Regions from separate parts of the Homo sapiens genome. Here region 1 is linked to region 2. The links are chromatin loops, found by intact Hi-C in ENCODE. Cell type or tissue: IMR-90. All regions are shown on one strand. Each heading gives the region's core, and the rest is flanking DNA. Links, peaks and the distances in the headings are about the cores only. Region 1 has its middle 9.0 kb from the start of DTX1. Region 2 holds the start of SDSL (serine dehydratase like).

What was found. Peaks named below come from ENCODE experiments on the same cell type or tissue, not always from the same donor. Only the 100,000 strongest peaks of a DNase experiment are listed, where the experiment ranks them.
Region 1: a loop joins it to region 2, with 18 times the contacts of the local background. A loop is called at or near these places in 9 of 110 quality-filtered maps.

What each region holds. Positions count from the first base shown.
Region 1 is chr12:113,042,900-113,052,641 of GRCh38, reverse strand. No RefSeq gene overlaps it. Among named protein-coding and RNA genes, the nearest start is that of DTX1, 9.0 kb to the left of the region's middle. RefSeq lists an enhancer at 2,476-2,645 and a silencer at 3,714-3,833. In IMR-90, for the core only: a CTCF peak has its summit at 3,807 (motif pointing left); no DNase peak of the experiment used is centred there.
Region 2 is chr12:113,419,813-113,429,554 of GRCh38, reverse strand. SDSL (serine dehydratase like) reads right to left here and starts at 7,175. Exons shown (of 8, transcript NM_001304993.2): 1 at 7,078-7,175; 2 at 1,399-1,593; 3 at 1,096-1,135; 4 at 256-395. The coding sequence starts at 1,572. In IMR-90, for the core only: a CTCF peak has its summit at 4,029 (motif pointing right); no DNase peak of the experiment used is centred there.

The sequences.
Region 1 (9,742 bases), core at 2,567-5,066, 380 kb after region 2:
CCCCTGTCCCCAGCCTGTGGAGCCGAGTGAGTTAGGCTTTTTTGAGCCCTTCTCTCCAGCCCTCTACATTCTTCTGTGCAGACCAGCTGTGACCTCCCCTTCAGCAGTTGAGAAAAAGTTTAAGTGGAAAACAGGAAACAGAGTGAGAAGGACTGTTTGGGTGTCTCTGGGGACTGAAATGGGGCCCCTGGAAGTCAGAGTGTTCCTTGGGCCTGTAGGACACTGGTGGGGTGCGAGTGGTGAAAGGTCTTTTGCTGCCTGCTGAGAATGGGCAGTAGAATTGGAGAAGCCTCAGAAGGGTGACATCCACAGCCGGCTTTGCTTAGCGAGGAGGGTCTGCAGGCCCAAGGTTAAGGTGGGCACTGCTCTCGTGGCCATGTGTGCAGGTCATGGTTCCTGGGAGCAGTGTCTCCCCATCACCAGGCAGAGGCTGGTTCCAGGTGAGCACAGATTCATCCCAGGGTCTTGCTCTGAAATTCACATACAGCCGGAGTTGAAAGCAGCTTGAGCATCTATGGGCGAGATGGTGAGATGAACGCCCTCCCCACCCCAGAGCACTGGGTCCCACCCTGGATTCATGTGAGAATCTCCTGCAGAGTGCATACAAATTACCCATGTCCAAGCCCCACCCTCAGAAACTGATGTAGTTGGCTGGGGGGTCCAGGTATTTGTAGGCTTTGGCCAATGGTTCTTTCCCTGGATTTAAGGGATTAAAACTGAGAGATGGTTGTCAACCTGTCTCTAGGTAGTTGGGCTAATCATATGTGATATTGCGAGCTTTTAGGGCCCATTTAGAGCCATCCATTTATTCATCTAATCAGATGATGTTTACTGAGCACCTGCTATGTGCCAGATACCATTCTAGGCACTGAAGATACAATGATGAATAAAAGACATAAAACGCTTGCTCTCCTAGAAGCTGACCTTCTAGGTGGCAGGAGAGAAAAAGTAAATAAATGCACAAATATAGAGTGCATCTTGTAATGTAAGTGCAGTGGAGAAAAATTAAGCCCTCTTAGACATTACTGGTGGGGACGTGACTTGGTGCAACCATGTTGGAAAACAGCCCGGCTTTATCTCTGATAGTTAAGCACATATACACCCCATGGTCCAGCAATTCTACTCTGGAGTATGGACCTTGGAGAAATTCTTGCCCATTCACAGCAGGAGTCCCATAGAAGGATGTTTATAGCAGCTCTGTTCACAGTGGTCAAAGCTGGGAAATAACCCAAATGCCCATCTGGAGAGAACAAATGAATAAATTATGGTTTAATTCCCACGATGAAATATTACGCAGCACTCAATACGAAGGAACTATACAGCCACACGCCGTAATATGGATGGATCTTTGAAATAGAATATTCAATGAAAAATGTCCTGTTACATAAACATGATTCCCTTTTTATAAAGTCAACGGCAACTAAAATTATGGGCACACATATGCGATAATAAACTGTATGAAGGGAAACAAGGGAAGAATAAATACAGGATTTAGGATGAGGATTAAGAGGGCAACGTGGCGCCACAGGTTGGGGGGCCATATGGTAAGATGTAAATCACTGTCAAGATCCTAGCTTTTGTTTGGGTAGTGGTTTCACAGGTGTTTATTACATTCTTCTTCTTTTTCAAGAGACAGGGTCTCGCTCGATCGCTCAGGTTTCAGTGCAGTGGTGCGATCACAGCACTCTGCAGCCTCCAGTTCCTGGGCTCAAGCAATTCTCCTGCCTCAGCTGGGGCTACGGAAATGTACCACCATACTTAATTATTTCATTTTATTTTTGTAGAGACAAGGTCTCCCTTTGTTGCCCAGGCTGGTCTTGAACTCCTGGGCTCAAGTGATCCTCCTGCCTTGGCCTCCCAAAGTGCCGGGATTACAGGTGTGAGCCACTGTGCCCAGCCATTCTTAAAATTAACCAGTTAATTAAAAGCTGATGAGAGCATTATTAACCCCCTTTTTTGTGGACCAAGATTAAAGAAATAAGCGAGTAAGCAGGGAGGGGCTAGATCATCCAGATCGTGCTCAGGGTGGAGATATGATTGCCGTTTTTTCTGTTTTTGAGACAGGGTCTTGCTCTGTTGCCCAGGCTGGAGTGCAGAGGCACAATCACAACTCACTGCAGCCTCAACCTCACTTGCTCAATTGACCCTTCCATCTCAGCCTCCCAAGTAGCTAGGACTACAGGTGTGCACCACCACACCTGGCTAATTTTTGTATATTTTGTAGAGACGGGGTTTGGCCATGTTGTCCAGACTGGGGTTGCAACTTTAATCAGCTTGTCAGGGAAGGTACTACCCAGGTGACATCTGAGCCATGACTTGAAGGAGAGTAGCGAATAAGGGGAGATCTGAGGAAGAGGGTACTGGGTAGAGGGCACAGCAGGTACGAAGGCCGCTAGGTGGCAGGGTGCTTGACATGCTGTAGGAATGGCAGGGAGGTCAGTGGGCTGGAGGAAGTGAGTGCAGCCATGTGAGAAGCAGGCGTAGGGAGGGAGAGAGATGGAGACACGGGGGAGAAGAGAGGGAGAATGTTTCCTGCGTTTCCCAAGGGGTTCTTCCCAGCGACTGGCTATTCAACTTTTCCTTAGGTTCCATGAGGCACCCCAGTTTCCTTGAGGTGGTTTAATGGGGTTTCTATTACTTGTAAGCCAGTGAGTCCTACCTGGTGAAATCACTGGCCCTGTGGCCAGAAGATCATGGTGTGAGTTTCTTCAAGAAAGATTTCTTAAGAGAAACTGCAAACTGGAGGGTTGGTGCTCGCACAGCAGAAGCCCCTGGGAGATGGAAGGGGACCCAGGCGGCATCGGCTAAGGGGTATGGAATAGCAGTTAGCCCATTCATGGAGTGATTTCTAGGTACAGGGATTTTATTACACTCTTCTTTTCTTTTGAGACAGGGTCTCGCTCTGTCACTCAGACTGGAGTGCAGTGGCATGATCTCAGCTCACTGCAACTTCCTCCACCCAGGTTCAAGTGATTCTCTTGCCTCAGCCTCCCAAGTAGCTGGGATTACAGGCATGAGCCACCATGCCTGGCTAATTTTTGTATGTTTAGTAGAGACAGGGTTTCACCATGTTGGCCAGGCTGTTCTCAAACTCCTGACCTTAAGTGATCCACCTCGGCATCCCAAAGTGCTGGGATTACAACCCTGAGCCACCTTATTATGCTCTTTTAATCCTCCCAACAACTCTGACAGGCATTATTACAGATTTTACAGGTGGGGAAACTGAGGCAGTAGAGGTTGTGGCATACACAGTGAGTATTTGAGCCTGAAAACCCCAGGTCTGGCTGACCTCGGAGCTCTTGCACCTGGGATATGAGGTGTCTGATCTATTTCCATTGTGGTGTCCCTTTGTCTTTGGGGACCACAGTTTCTCTCCTTTATAGTGTGGGTGGGTGGGTCCTTGCCTCCTGTCCTCTCTTCCCCAGCTCCTGGGCCATCGAGAAGGCCTATGAGCAGCCAGGCGAAGTGGGAACACTCAATCTGGAATTCGCTGTGTCTCCAACGTGGAGAGAAGGAACCCAGAGAAAGAACGGGGTTTAGAGTTAGTGTGGCCTGGGGTGTGGTGGAAGTTTAGTGTGGCTAGGGGACTAAGAGAGGGAGTTGGGGGGAGGTGTGTTTGTGTGTGTGTGTGTGTGTGTGTGTGTGTGTGTGTTGCTTATGCAGAGCTGGTTCATTTGGGGAAGGGTGGGGGGAGCAGAAAAGAGAGAGGAACCCTAGACCTTTTCCTCCCTGTACAAATCAACCGCCTGAGTCCAGCAGGCAGGGCCGGGAAATGAAATGGGAGCGTGTGTATAGAACGCCCCCTAGTGGTCTATTTTGGTCCCTCGTTCTAATGCTGGAGACATTTCCAGATAATTTATTTTTAATTTTTTTGTTGCAGTAAACATGCATACCATAAAATTTACCATCTCAATTCTATCTAAGCTAAGTGTTAAGCATATACACATTGTCTTACAACCGATTTCTGTACTTTTTCATCTTGCAAAACTGAAACTGTACCCTTTAAACAAGAATTTTCCCATTTTCCCCTCCCTCCAGGCTGTAGCACCCACTGTTCTACTTTCTGTCTCTAAGAACTTGACTAGTCCAGTACCTCCTATAAGTGGAAGCATGCAGTGTTTGCCTTTTTGTGCCTGGCTTATTTCACTGAGCGTAATGTCCTCAAGGTTTCCCCATGTTGTAGCTGTGTCGGGATTCTCTTCCTATTTAGGGCGAAGCATATTCCACTGTAGGTATAGACCACATTTTGTTATCTATTTGTTATCTGTTCATCTGTCAGTGGACCCTTGAGTTGCTTCTACCTGTTGGTCATTGTGAATAGAGCTGTTATGAGTATGGGTGTACAAATATCTCTTCCAGACTTTGTTGTCACTTCTTTTGGGTGTATCCCCAGAAGCGAGATTGCTGGATCATATGTGCTAGACTGAACTCCCCGCTCCCCTTTTCATATGTTGAAGCCCTCACCTGCAATGTGACTGTATTTGGAGATAGGGCTTTTAGGAGGTAATTAAGATCATAAGGGGCTGGGCGCTGTGGCTCACGCCTGTAATCTCAGCACTTTGGGAGGCAGAGATGGATAGATCACTTGAGGTCAGGATTCGAGACCAGGCTGGACCAACATGGTGAAACCTCGTCTCTACTAAAAATACAAAAATTAGCCAGGTGTGGTGGCACGCTCCTGTAGTGCCAGCTTCTCCGGAGGCTGAGGCAAGAGAATCCCTTGAACCCTGGAGAGAGAGGTTGCAGTGAGCCAAGATCGCGCCACTGCACTCCAGCCTGGGTGACAGAGTGAGACTCCTTTTCAAAAGAAAAAAAAATCAAAAGGGGTCATAAGGATGGAGTACTAACTTGATAAAAATGGGTAGCCTTATAAGAAGAGGAGAGACAGGGATCTCTCTTTCTCCTTCCCTGTGCATACAGGCAATGAGGAATGGCTGTGTGAGGGAGTATCAAGAAGACAGCAGCCTGTAAGCCAGGGATGGGGGTCTCACAAGAACCAGACCATGCTGGCACCCTGATCCCAAACTTCCAGCCTCCAGAACTGTCGGAAGTAAATTTCTGTTGTTTAAGCCACCAGTCTATGATATTTTCTTTTCTCTTTTCTTTTCTTTTCTTTCTTTCTTTCTTTCTTTCTTTCTTTCTTTCTTTCTTTCTTTCTTTCTTTCTCTCTCTGTCCTTCTTTCTCCTTCCTTCCTTCCTTCCTTCCTTCCTTCCTTCCTTCCTTCCTCCCTCCCTCCCTCCCTCCCTCTCTCTCTTTCTTTCTTTATTTTTTGACAGCCTTGCTTTGTCTCCCAGGCTGGAGTGAAGTGGTGCAACCTTGGTTCACTGCAACCTCCACCCCCCGGGTTCAAGCGATTCTCCTACCTCAGCCTATCAGGTAGCTGGGACTACGGGTGCACGCCAACACGCCCGGCTAATTTTTTGTATTTTTAGTAGAGATAGGGTTTTGCCATGTTGGCCAGGCTGGTCTTGAACTCCTCACCTCAGGTGATCCACTCACCTTGGCCCCCCAAAGTGCCGGGATTACAGGTGTGAGCCACCACACCCGGCCTGATATTTTCTTATGGCAGCCAGAGTGAATACAATATAGTAATTCTATTTTTAATTTTTGAGGAACTGTCATACTGTTCCCAGAGCATTTTACAGGCCCACCGAGAGTACACAGGGTTCCAATGTTTCTACATCCTCACCAACACTTGTTATTTTCTTTCTTTTCTTTTATTAAAATAATAGTAGCCATCTGAGTGGGTTTTCCAGGTAGTTTTTCTCCCAGCCACCAATGAGGCCTCCTGTGTGCCCAACACCAGGCTGAATATGTCACATGCCCAGTGGTTAGTATCATTCCCATTTTACAGATAAGGACACTGTGGTTTGATGGGACAAGTAACTAACTCAGTGTCACCAATGAGTAAGTGCTGCATGCATCACTGGCTCCAAGTTGGATTTCTTGACTCTAAAGTCAAGAATCCTAATGGAAATCCTATTAATCTTGGTGATGATGGTGGTGATGATGACAAGTAGCAATTACAGAGCATTACTCCTGTGACTGGCACTGTCCCCAGCTCCTTACAGACATTTTAATGGATTTAATCCATAACAACCCTATGTGATGTCTACTATTAAGTTCTTCATTTTACAGATGAGGAAACCGAGACATGGAAAACTCAATTTGTTTGTTCAAAGTCATATGGCAACTAAATGGTACAACCAGGATTCTAACCCAATATCCTATTCTGCCTTCCTATGGGCACTGATGGCTAAAGAAAATCCTACCTACCAAAATCTAAATTCCCCCAAAGTAAAAATGAGGGCGACAACCTTTGCTTCAGTGAAAGCATCACCGCCATAATTCTCCTGGCTAAAGGGCTTCATCCTCATGCTGTTTTTGTTGAGGATGTTTTAGTTGAGTTTGAGAGAGCCTCAGATTGACCTGAGATGAACTCTGGGACCCTAGGAGTCAGTGTGTAACCCTGGTCTCCTACGGAAAGCCCCAAATCAAGTTTGAACCCTGGCTCCTTTCCTTTTTTTTTTTTTTTTTGTTAAAAATTTTATTTTAAATTAATTTGGGAGCTTATAGAGAACTTACAAAGAGTACAATAAATTCTTTATACCTTTCACCTGGATTCCTCAAATGTTAACCTTATATTTGATTTCTTCCTCTTCCTCCTCCTCCCCCTTCTCCTCCTCCTCTTCTTCCTCCTCCTCTTCTTCTTCCTCCTCCTCCTGCTTCTTTTCTCTCTCTCTCTCTGTATACACACACACACACACACACACACACACAAACACAATACATGGATATATAAAATTTTCTGAAACATTTGAGGATGAACTGCATACACTATACCACTATACCCCCTAGTGCTTCAATATATGTATTCCCTAATATAAGGAAATTCTTTTACCTGACCACAGTACAATGATCACAATCAGGTAATCAAAATACAATGACCTAATCTATAGCTGTTATTTGTATTTTGCCAATTGTCCCAATAGTGTCCTTTATTGATAGCAAAATAAATAAATAAAAAATCCAGGATCATGCCTAGCACATAGATGGTGCTAGACCATCTATCTCAACCAACATGCCTGTCGAGGCAGAGGCATAAGTGAGCCCAGCTAAGACTGGCACACCTGCTTGGCTGACCTGTAGATTTATGAGAGATAATACCTGGTTGTTGCCTTTAGTCACTTAGTTTTGGGGTGGCTTTTCAAGCAGCAATAGAAATGATAGAGCAGGTGCACTAACCAGGATGCTTGGGCTGCAAATAACAGAAAACCCAACTTAGAGAGGCTTAGACCATGAGGACACTCTTATTCTTCATGAGGAGTCCTTAGGTCAGGAGCATCCCCCCGCCATCCCATCCCAAAGCCATTATATGGGTCAGGGTTTTCCAGAGAATCAGAACCAATAAAATGTGTATCTCTCTCTCTCTGTAGCTTCCTTCCTTCCTTCCTTCTTCCTCCTTTCTTCTTTCCTTTCTCCCTCCCTTGCTTCCTCCATTCTTTCCTTTCTTCCTCTTTCCCCTTTCCTTCTTTCCTTCCTCCCTCCTTCCCCCACTCCCCCTCCTCCTTCCTTTTCCCCCCTCCATCCTTCCCTCCCTCCCTTCCCTTCCCTTCCTTCCTCCCTCCCTCCTTCCCTCCTTCTTTCCTTTCTTTTTCCCACACTCCCTCCCTTCCCTTCCTTTCCTTCCTTCCTCCCTCCCTCCTTCCCTCCTTCTTTCCTTCTTTTCTTTTTCCCACACTCCCTCCCTTCCCTTCCCTTCCCTTCCCTTCCCTTCCCTTCCCTTCCATTCCCTTCTCTTCCCTCCCTTTCTTCCTTCCTTCCTTTCTCCCTCCCTCTCTCCCTCCCTCCTCTCTAGGAATTGAATTACATGATTTCAGAGGCTGGCAAGTCCAAATCTGCAGGACAGGCTGGAGACCCAGGGAAGAGCTGATGCTTCAGCTTGAGTCATAAGCAGTCTGGAGAGATAATTTCTTCTCCCTGCGGGGACCTTGGTCTTTTTCTCCTAAGGCTTTAACTCATTGGCTGAACCCACCCATGCTATGGAGGATAATCGCTGTACTCAAACTCTACTGTTTCATATCTAAAAATACCTTTACACCAACGTCTAGACTGATGATTACCAAACATCTGGGCCCTACAGCCTATCCGAGTTGACTTTTAAAACTAACCATCCCAGCCATCAAAGTTCTTCTGCTTTCCATCCCTGACATGTTGATATTTCAGAATTAGCATTGTCATCTCAAGGTCACAAGATGGCTGCTGAAGCTCCAGAAATCACAACCTCAAACAGCAGCATCCAGAGCAAAAGGGAAGAAGGAAGATTGAAAAGGTCTTTTCGTTTCCTGACCCATCTCTCTCTCTCTCTCTCTCTCTCTCTTTCTCTTTAGAGACAGGGCCTCATTCTGTTGTCCATGCTGGAGTACAGTGGCATCATTATAGCTCACTGCAGCCTCCAGTTCCTAGGTTCAAGCGATCCTCCTGTCTCAGCCTCCCAAGTAGCTGGGACCTACAGGCATGCACCGTCACATCCAGCTAATTAATTTTTTTGTTTGTTTGTAGAGATGGGGTGTGGCTATATTGCTCAGGCTGGTCTGGAACTTCTGGCCTCAAGCAATCCTCCTGCCTTGACCTCCCAAAGCGTTGGGATTACAGGTATAAGCCTGGCTGCATCTCTCTCTTAATAGAAAGACAGTCTTCCTAGAATCTCTTAGCAGAATTCTCTTTATGTTTAATTGGCCAGACTGGGTCACATGTCCCTCCTGACCGTGCACTGGCAAGGAGGCACAGGATGCCAGGATTGGCTTAGACCAAGCAAGACATCCCCTGGGACTGGGTGGAATTTGGGGGGCAAGGTAAAAAGGAGGAATGACTGCTAGGTAGGCAACCAACAGTGTTGGTGCATAATTAATGCTGTTTAAATATTTGGGGAGGGAGCAAATGGACGCCTGAACCTTAGTAGAGATGAAGGTCCCATAGAGGAAGGCACTCGTGGAGGGTTGACTTGGGTCTTCTTAGTGTCAGGCTAATGGTTGGTTTGCCCAGCGCCCTTGAAGATGAACAGGCTATCTGGGGGACTTCACCTTATTAGGTAGGTGGGGTGACCCAGTGGCAGTGGAGGAAGTGGCCGTCACCAGCTGCTGTCCTCTGGGTTGTGACAATCTGATCCTGTCTCACGGCCTCCCAGCCTGGCCTCCAGCCAAGTGGCTGACACCTGGCCAGCCATCTGTCGTCCACCTAGAAGCTAAGTCTGCAGGGGGACACCACAGAGGACACACCAGTAGATTTCCCAGCATGGCGCGGGTGGGGGAAGAGAGGAAGCAGGGAGGGCTCTTCGTCCCAAAGCTAACACCCAGAAAGAGGTCAAGGATATGCGGAAATGGACTTAAAAATTCAATTCTCTTTTATAGCACACTTTCCAAACCTTTACATATTTATTAACTTGTTTAAGTCTCCCCACAGGCAAGGGAGGCAGGGACCACTCTCCTCATTTTTTTCTTCTTTTTTCTTTTTTTTTTTGAGATAGAGTCTTGCTCTGTCACCCAGGCTGGAGTGCAGTGGCGCAGTTTTGGCTCACTGCAATCTCTGCCTCCTGAGTTCAAGCGATTCTCCTGCTTCAGCCTCCTGAGTAACTGGCGTTACAGGCACATGCCACCACGCCTGGCTAATTTTGTATTTTTAGTAGAGATGGGGTTTCACCATGTTGGCCAGGCTGGTTTTGAACTCCTGGTCTTAAGTGAT
Region 2 (9,742 bases), core at 2,652-5,151:
TGTTCATCGTCAGCTTCCCATTTGTCTTGGTTCACACATGAGGGGTACTTCTCAGGGTGGGCAGAGGAAAGTTGGGAGATCCCAGCCCTCAACACCCATCCCACCTCATTCCCCCCTCAGCTCAGCTATCCTGAGAGAGGACTGGGTCCCAGCCACAGCTCATCGAAAGGAAAAGGAGACAGGATGTCTTAGGGGTGGGGTGAGGTGAAGGAGAGCAGCCCACCCAGATGGTTCTCCCCTTCCCAGAGCCCTTACCTTTCCAGTCAGCTGAACCTCGGCCCCCTCCCCCTGCAGCCTCTGCACCACCTGCAGGGAGGTGCTCTCGGGGAGCACGATGGTGGCAGGAATGCCCAGCTTCCTAGCAGCATAGGCAGCAGCGATGCCCGCATTACCCCCTGTGCAGAAAGGAGGAAAGGGGCAGTGGGCAGAGCTGATTGGCCTTTGATATGCCTTCCCCTCCCCCTCCATATCCCTTCAGAGTCACTCGTCCCCAACATTCATATGCCCCATTGACTCCTTCCTCCACTCAAGAGGGGGACACATAATTTAGGTTGAGCCAATCAGAACCTAATCCCCCAACCCATGATTGGTTCAAGGATGAAGACGCCACCCAAGCGGGGCCAAAAAAAAAAAACAATTCCAGGATTGAGGCGAGGCATCGAGAAGGGGTGCTCCCTTTTCCCTAGGGTTGGGAGGCTGGTAGGATGCAAGGCTGGAATTCCTGGTGGCCATCTTGCTACCATGAGGCCCACCTAAAAATAAAGCTAATATGCAGGAAAGCAAAGTCCAGAGAAGGAGAGACAGAGAGGAGAGCTCCTGGATCCCCCTGTGCCTGAAAGCCACTTATCCCAAGAATTTTCCATTCTTAGAGCCTGTAGCTTAAACCTATATGAATTGGGTTTCTGGCACTTGCTACCATCATGAGTCCTGAACTATGGGAGAAGGCTAGGATGGGATGTACACAGTAGTCATCTCATCAATGACCTTGATGAGGCTGGGCCTTTAAGAGGAGACCAACCCTGGATGTGTACTGCCGCTCCAGCCTATTCCTCCTCCCCCAACCTCTGCCCATGAAACAAAAAAAGGTGGGGTCACCTGAGGAGCACACCAGGTGTCTGCATCCCTTCTTGGCCATCTGGGAAGAGAAGGAATGGGGTTAGCGGCTAACCCAAGCAGGTGTCATGAAGGCCTATGTGGAATGGCGTTAGAGTCTCCCCATCCCACTCCCAATACGCCTTTACCCCTCATCCTGCCCACAGCCCTGCCCTTACCTTTCCCCTCCCATCTGCACGAGTTCATGTTTCCCCTCCTGCCCGAACCCGTCCCCAGCCCACACCCCTCACTCTTCCCTCCCTCCTGCACAACCTCACTTCTCCCCTCCTTCCCACACACCCTCACCTCCTGGCAGAAATGCCCAATGCCCCGAATCTTGAAGGAGCCGCTGGGCTGCACATTCTCACACTTGAGGAAGACAGGCATGCCCGCCACCTGGGACAGCGCCCAGCTCTCCAACAGAGGTGTGACCACGTGAAAGGGCTCCTGCTTGGCATGCTCTGCCACAGGGCCGTCCATTCTGGAGACCAGGTAGACAGCCTGCAGGAGGACACAAAGTCACCACCCAGGCAGTCCCCATCAAGAGTTCCCTTAACCAGGACAGGGAGGGGAAGGTGGAGAAAGCCCTTGGCTTAGGTGCCCTTCACTTCATCCAGCTGCTGAGCTGTGAGACCCCCATCAAGTATCTGTGACTCTCTGGGCCTCAGTTTCCCCATCTGGTCAAAGAAGTTTGGCCTGGGGTCCTTTCATTCCATAAGTGTGGCTGTGCTGGGGATGTAGAAAGTGGCCAATATATGGTGAGAAATGAATGAGAGAGTGGGAGAATTCATTCCTCAGTCAAAAAATACTTATTCAGCACCTACTATGTGCCAGGCATTTCCAGGTTTGGGGACCCACGAGTCATAAAAAACCTCCCACTAGGAAAAGTCACAGAATTTCAAATAGGAGTGACTTGCAGAGGGTATGGGGTGTTATTTTAGCAAAAGCAATCATGAAAGACATCTCTCAGGAGGAAAACTTTGTAAAAACGTTTGTTATGGAAAATGTAAACATAGCAAAAGTATTGAGAACTGTATAAAGACCTTCAGCTGGCAGGGGCACAGCGGCTCACGCCTGTAATCCCAGCATTTTGGGAGGCCAAGGCAGGCAGATCACTTGAGGTCAGGAGTTCGAGACCAGCCTGGCCAACAAGGTAAAACCCTGTCTCTACTAAAAATACAAAAATTAGCCAGGCATGATGGTACACACACTTGTAATTCCAGCTACTCAGAAGGCTGAGGCAGGAGAATCACTTGAACCTGGGAGGCGGAGGTTGCAGTGAGCCAAGGTTGTGCCACTGCACTCCAGCCTGGGTGACAGATCGAGACTCCGTCTCAAAAACAAACAAACAAACAAAAACCCTTCAGCTTCAGCAATCAACTCATGGTCTAACTCGCTCCCCTATCGGTGCCCACTCCCCCTTCCTGTGTCATTATTTACCCCTTAATTACTATTATTCTTTTATATTATTTCACCTGTAAATATTTCAGCATGTCTCTCTGGAGGTAAAGAACTTGTGTTTTTGAGACAGAGTCTCACTCTGTCACCCAGGCTGGAGTGCAGTACTGTAATCACAGCTCTCTGCAGCCTCGACCTCTCAGGCTCAAGCAGTCCTCCCACCTCAGCCTCCTGAGTAGCTGGGACTACAGGCACACATCACCACGTCTGGCTAATTTTTGTACTTTTTTGTAGAGATAGGGTCTCACTATGTTGCCCAGGCTGGTCTCAAACTCCTAGGCTCAAGGGATCCTCCTGCCCCAGCCTCCCAAACTGCTGGGATTACAGGCGCGAGTCACTGCATCTGGCCTAAGAACTCCTTTTTTATATGTAACCATATGGTTTCATGACTGTACATACATTTGTTCAAACACATTGAATTCTATACTTAAAGTGGGCTAATTTTATTTTATGTAAATTATACCTCACTGAGGCTAATTTTTTTAAAAATGTAATCACAATACTATGATCACATCTAAAAATATAATTTTTTCATATCATCAAATATCTGTTAATTGTTCACATTTCAAATCATCCCATTAAATATGATCAGTGGCTGATTCTGTGGTTGGTTGTGGTTTGGGGTTTTTCACGGTTTGAATCAGGATGCAAATCAGATCCGTGCATTTTGATTGGCTGAGGGGTCTTTTAACTCTGCCTCCATCTGTACGTTCTTGAAAGGGGAACTTTGAAATGGATGACAGGAAGAGAGCCAAGAGGAAAAGTTCCTACAGAGAACAGCAGCCAGGACCACCTCGAGGGAGAAATGCACTTTGGGGTGCCGCGGATGCAGACAGAAGGGGTTTGGGGCAGGAGGTGAGGGTAGGGGGTGAGGGCGGAGATGTGGACAAGGGTGCCAGCAGGGGGTTCCCGCCCACGGAGAGGAGTTTGGTTGTTATTCAAATTCTACCTGCAATGGAAAGCCATTGGGAGGTGGTGGTGGAGGTGGTGGTGGTGTTGGTGGTGGTCGTGGTGTTTTGAAAGGGAGTCTCGCTCTTGCCCAGGCTGGAGTGCAGTGGTGCAATCTCTGCTCACTGCACCCTCTGCCTCCCGGGTTCAAGCGATTCTCCTGCCTCAGCCTCCCGAGTAACTGGGACCACAGGCACACGTCACCACGCCTGATTAATTTTTTGTATTTTTTGTAGAGACGGGGTTTCACCATGTTGGCTGGTCTCAAACTCCTGAGCTCAAGTGATCTGCCCACCTCGGCCTCCCGAAGTGCTGGGACTACATCCGTGAGCCACCGCGCTCAGCCCTTTGAGAGGTTTGAAGCCGAGGAGCTGTGTGTGAATGGACCAGTGGGTAAGGACGAAAAGAAGAGATGGAGGAAATGAGAGGGAGGAAAAATAGTAGAGAAAAAAAAAGGAAAAAATACAGCCAGCTCCTCTTGTCCCAGGCAGAAAAGCACTGGGCCGGTCCCCACCATTCCATTATTGGCCGCTAGGGGGGGCGCTGCAACTTCCCCTGCCCACTCACAAACCTAACCTTCTTGTCCACCCTTAAGTCATGGCTGGGGTTCCAAGATCAGAGAGATCAGGGTCTCTTGGCCCTGAGTTTGACCCCACGCCCTTGTCAGAATAGCCTTGAGAATCCTCAGGGCCCCCTCGGGCAGGGCACAGCCTGAGCCACCTCTTCCCAGTCCCACCCAGGGCACCTCTCAGCTTCGGGCATCAGGGGAAAGAAGCCCATGGGTCATCACTGATCCCCAAATGCCGCATACCCCAGCCTAGGCCTCAGCTCAACCCTGGACCCCAAGAGCACAGGCTTTGGGGTCGACCAGAAGCAAAAGTTAGAAACCAGCTCCGACTTCCTGGCTGTGTGACCCAAACAAGTGTCACAACCTCTCTGTGCCTGTTTCCCCTTCTCTAAAATGGGGATAAAAACAGTCCCCAACTCACAGGTTGTGGTGTAAGTTAATAAGAATAACATTGGCCAGGTGCAGTGGCTCATGCCTATAATCCCAGCACTTTGGGAGGCTGAGGCGGGTGGATCCCTTGAGGTCAGGAGTTCAAGACCAGCGTGGCCAACATGGTGAAACCCCGTCTCTACTAAAAATACAAAAATTAGCCGGGTGTGGTGGTGCACACCTGTAGTCCCAGCTACTTGGGAGGCTGAGGTGGGAGAATTGCTTGAACCTGGGAGGTGGAGATTGCAGTGAGCCAAGATCTCACCACTGTTCTCCAGCCTGGGCAACAGAGTGAGACTGTCTTTAAAAAAAAAAAAAGAGAGAGAGAGAGAATAACATCTGTCATTTGTTGAGTCCCTATTATGTGCCAGTCATCAGCTGAGTCCTCTGGAGACGTTATCTCACTGATACCTTGTGTCATGCTTTGAGCATGGTGACCTGCTTACCCTTACTTTAGCATGTTTACAGGGCACCTACAAGATGCAGGCCCTGACCTAGCAACAGGGGATACCACTGTGGACAAGATAGACATCAACCTTGGAGCTGAATTATAGCCTGATGAGATGGGCACTTAACAAATAACTGCATAGACAAACAAAATAATCAGAAATGTTGAAAACTTCTAAGAGGGAAACACGCATATAGGGAGTCCTAAAGAGAAGAACAAGGGGACCTACTTTGGGTATGGAGGTCAGGAAAGACCTCTTAGAGGAAGTGACCATTAAAACTAAGAACTGAGACAGGGCGCGGTGGCTCATGCCTGTAATCCCAGCACTTTGTGAGGCAGAGGCAGGCGGATCACCTGAGGTCAAGAGTTCAAGACCAGTCTGGCCAACATGGAGAAACCCCGTCTCTACTAAAAATACAAAATTAGCCGGGCATGGTGGCGCATGCCTGTAATCCCAGCTACTCGGGAGGCTGAGGCAGGAGAATTGCTTGAACCTGAGAGGCGAGGTTGCGGTGAGGCGAGGTTGCAGTGAGCCGAGATCGCGCCATTGCACTCCAGCCTAGAGAGTAAGAGGGAAACTCTGTCTCAAAAAAAATAATAAAAAATTAAAAATTAGACCCGAAAAATGAGAACCAACCAACCACACAACAAACTGCAAGAAGAGCGTGTACATGGCAGGACTATTGTGAGGATTCAATGAGCCTGCATGGTAAGGGCACCCATGTTGGGTGTCTGTCCACTTGGAATTGGGTCTCTCTTCCTTTTTGGTGAAATCCCCAGATTTTTCCCCTGGGGATCCTGGGATTGTCAGGATGAACTCCCCCTACTCCATAATCCTTCCGCTTTCTTGTTTTTTTGGTGTTTGTTTTAGAGACAAGGTCTCACTCTGTTGCCTGGGCTGGAGTGCAGTGGCACGATCATGGCTCACTGTAACCTTGAAGTCCCGGGCTCAAGCAATCCTCCCACCTCAGCTTCCTGAGTAGCTGGAACTGTAGACATGCACCACTGTATCCGGCTGATATTTTAATTTTTATAGAGATGCAGTTTTGCTGAGTTGTCCAGGCTGGTCTTGAACTCCTGGCCTCAGGTAAATCTCTTGTCTCTGCCTCTCAAAACACTAGGATAACAGGTGTGAGCCACCTGTTGGCTCACAACAGATGAGTCATTAACTCACCATTGACTCCATTTTATAAACAGTGAACCTGAGGTCCAGAGAGATTAAGTAACTTATCCAAGTTCACACAGTTAGAAACAGCATAGCCAGAATTCACACCAGGCAGTGTCTTTGGCATCTGTGCTATTAACCGCGATGCTATACTTTCTCTAATATACTAGTGTTATCGTTACTATTATGAAAGCTGCATGCATTTAATATTTATTGCCAATTGTCCTTTGGAACCAAATGCTCCTGGCTCAGTTTCCAGGCTTCCCCAGCCCTCTTGGTTATACTGACTCACAAGAGGACAGCAGGCATCAGTTAAATGAAAAAGCCCCAAGTTGCCAACAGCCTTATCAACCCCAGACCCCATCAGGCACCTGAGGTCTGGGACTGAGCTGTCTTGGCCCAGGGACACACACCTCTTGTCCCGTATGGCAGCCACCAGGGCTGAAATGGGGGACCTGGGTCTCCCTGCTGTGGAATAACCCAGGGGAAAGCAGGGGGCTCAGGCTCAGGTCCCAGTCATGCCAACCTTGGCCAAGTCACTTTTGTCACTGGGCCTTACCTGTCACATCTATGAGTTGAGGTAAGGACCACCAGTGCTGTCCACCTCACTTGTCCCCAAAGCCTTTCCCCAGAGGCCACCTTGGTGGCACTCCACAGCCAAATCCCTGGTGCCAGGGCTGGGACACCTCGGGCTGGCCCCTTGGCTGGCAGAATGCCCAACCCTGCCCCTCTGGCAGGCAGAACCCACTCTCGCCCTTCAGGGTCCCCAGCACAACACTTTCTTCTGCAGGGCACCCTGAATTCAATCGACATTCCCAGGAGGGCCTAGAACACGCTCAGGCCCTCTCACTCCCACCTGCTCAGCTTGGACTTTGCCCAAAGCCTCCCAAACTCCTGCAGCCTCTCATCAGCCTCTCATTCACACACACACTGAGCCCCAGGGGCCCCAGCTGGCCCCAGACCCCTTACCTCCCTGCCCAACTATCCCAGACCAGCGTGGCCCCAGCTCCTGCCCTCCAGCCTGCCAGGGAACCAGCTCTTTCCAGGAACCGGCTCTGTCCAGCTTCAGGCAGCTTCCGGCAACCTTGGTCCCTCCTCCTTTGTTAAAGAGAAAGCTCCAGACCCTAAGCCTCCGGGTGAAGACGGAGGAGGAGAGGGGATGAGAGCAACCCTCACCGCTTTCCCGGGCACTGCCTATGACTCATGCACCACCCTGTCTCATTTGACAGATGAGCAAACTGAAACTCAGAAAAGGGAACTTATTTGGCCAAAGCTTCCCAGACAGCAAGGGGCAGAGACAGCCTTTACCCCTGGCCCTGGGCCATCTCTTCCGGGATGCAGGCATCTCCATGTCTTCTCATTTTAGGTCTAGTGATTGTCCCGGATGCTGAACCACTGTTGGGGTCAGCTTAGGTCTGGGATGGGAAAACAAGGACAAGGGAACTTTTTTTTTTTGAGACACAGTTTCATTCTTGTCCCCCAGGCTGGAGTGCAATGGTGCGATCTCGGCTCACTGTTACCTCCGCCTCCTGGATTCAAGCGATTCTCCCACTTCAGCCTCCCAAGTAGCCAGGTTTACAGGCACCCACCACCACGCCAGCTAATTTTTGTATTTTTAGTAGGGACAGGGTTTGACCATGTTGGCCAGGCCAGTCTCGAACTCCTGTCCTCAGGTGATCTGCTTGCCTCTGCCTCCCAAAGTGCTGGGATTACAGGCGTGAGCCACTGCACCTGGCCAAGGAAACAATTATTATAATTATTATTTGTGACATGGGAAAGGTATATTTTTGTCTGAAGCACCTCTCCGTCTCGGATATTTTACACGCAGCATGAGAACCCAAGCAATTATTTGCTACTCAGATGAATGACTGACCATTCATTCATTCATTAAATGTTTATTGGACACCTACTATGTGCCAATCCCTGGAACTTTGGCCTCAAACAAAATAGCATGTCCTCTGCCTTCACAAAGCCCTTAGAGAGGGCCATTAGAGAGCACTTATTAGTGCTATCAGATGTTAGCAGCTGGCAGGGTGGGGCAGGGCTGTGGAACCCAGAGCAGGCACCCCGCCTGGCCCTGGGGGGCTGGGGAGGCTTCCTGGAGGAGGGGAAGTCTGAGTGGAGCCAGGAGTCAGGCACAGGGAGTGCAAAGGTCTGGAAATGAAAAACATGATATATTCCAGGGTCAGGGTAGTATCCAGTGGGGCTGGGAGGGAGAAGGCAGGGGTGGGGAAGCAAGTGGGGTTGAGGCTGGAGATGTGGGCAGAGATCAGAGTCCACAGGGATGCCTGTACCAATCCAGAGTTTGGACCTTACCCAGGGGCACTAGGGAGCCACAGAAGGCTTTAGGTGGGGGGAATGACATGGTCAAATTCATGTCTTGTCTCTGCACCATCTCACTGGGTGAACCTGAGCAGCTCGTGCCCATCTCTGGGCCTCAGTTTCCCTATGTGGAAAGTGGGAACAGGAAGACCTGGCATCACAGATGTTGTGTGTCCTTCTTGGGCTGTTTCTGATCTCCCCAGGTTTGATGATTAACTCCCAGCCACTTGGGGTTAGATGGAGCTGCTTGGCCGTGATCCTTAATGTGGACTCTGGCAAGTTTCTACCCATCCTCGCTTTAGACACACATCCATCCTTGTTGGGTGCCTTGTCCTGGACTGGGTACTGGGGACACAGAGGTGATAAAATCCAGTTTGTGCCTTGAAGTGGCCCCCAGCATGGAGGGGAGAGGAAGACACCCAATTCGGTAGCAACAATAACACTTCCTAAGATGACAGAGGGCAGAAAGTCCCCATAGGGTAGCTGGGGATGGGGCAAGATCAGGGAGGGCTTCTTGAAGTAGGCAGAGACTCAGCACACAGCTCAGACTTTGACAAGAAGCAGACTAGCTGCATTTAGTGCATGTCTACTGTACACCAACACGTGCATGCTGTCCAGCGTAACCCACACTGTTTATTTGTTTGTTTGTTTGTTTGTTTGTTTGTTTTACAAACGAGGTCTCACTGTGCTGCCCAGGCTGATCTTGAACTCCTGACCTCAAGCAATCCTCCTACCTTAGCCTCCCAAAATGCTCGGATTACAGGCAACAGCCACTGCGCCCAGCCCCCAAAGGTTTTTTAATAGTTGGCAATCTATTTCTGTGTGCATTAGGAAAGATGTGTGTATGTATGTAGGTATATATATATGTGTATACATATGTATGTGTATGTACATATAAAATATCAGACCCATAGTTTCATGGATATGATGGCTTAGGAAGAAGCTAAGGTAGGTATTAAAGTTTAAAAATGGAGCCTCTTTAAAAAATATATTAATTGGCCAGGCATGGTGGCTCATGCCTGTAATCCCAGCACTTTGGGATGCCGAGGCAGCTGGATCACCTGAGGTCAGGAGTTTGAGCGTGGCCAATGTAGTGAAACCCCATCACTACTAAAAATACAAAAAGCTAGCTGGACATGGTGGTGGGCGCCTGTAATCTCAGCTACTCGGGAGGCTGAGACAGGAGAATCACTTGAACCGGGGAAGTGGAGTTTGCAGTGAGCCGAGGTCGTGCTATTGCACTCCAGCCTGGGCAACAAGAGCGAAATTCCGTCTTAAAAAACATATATAAATATATATATGTGTGTGTGTA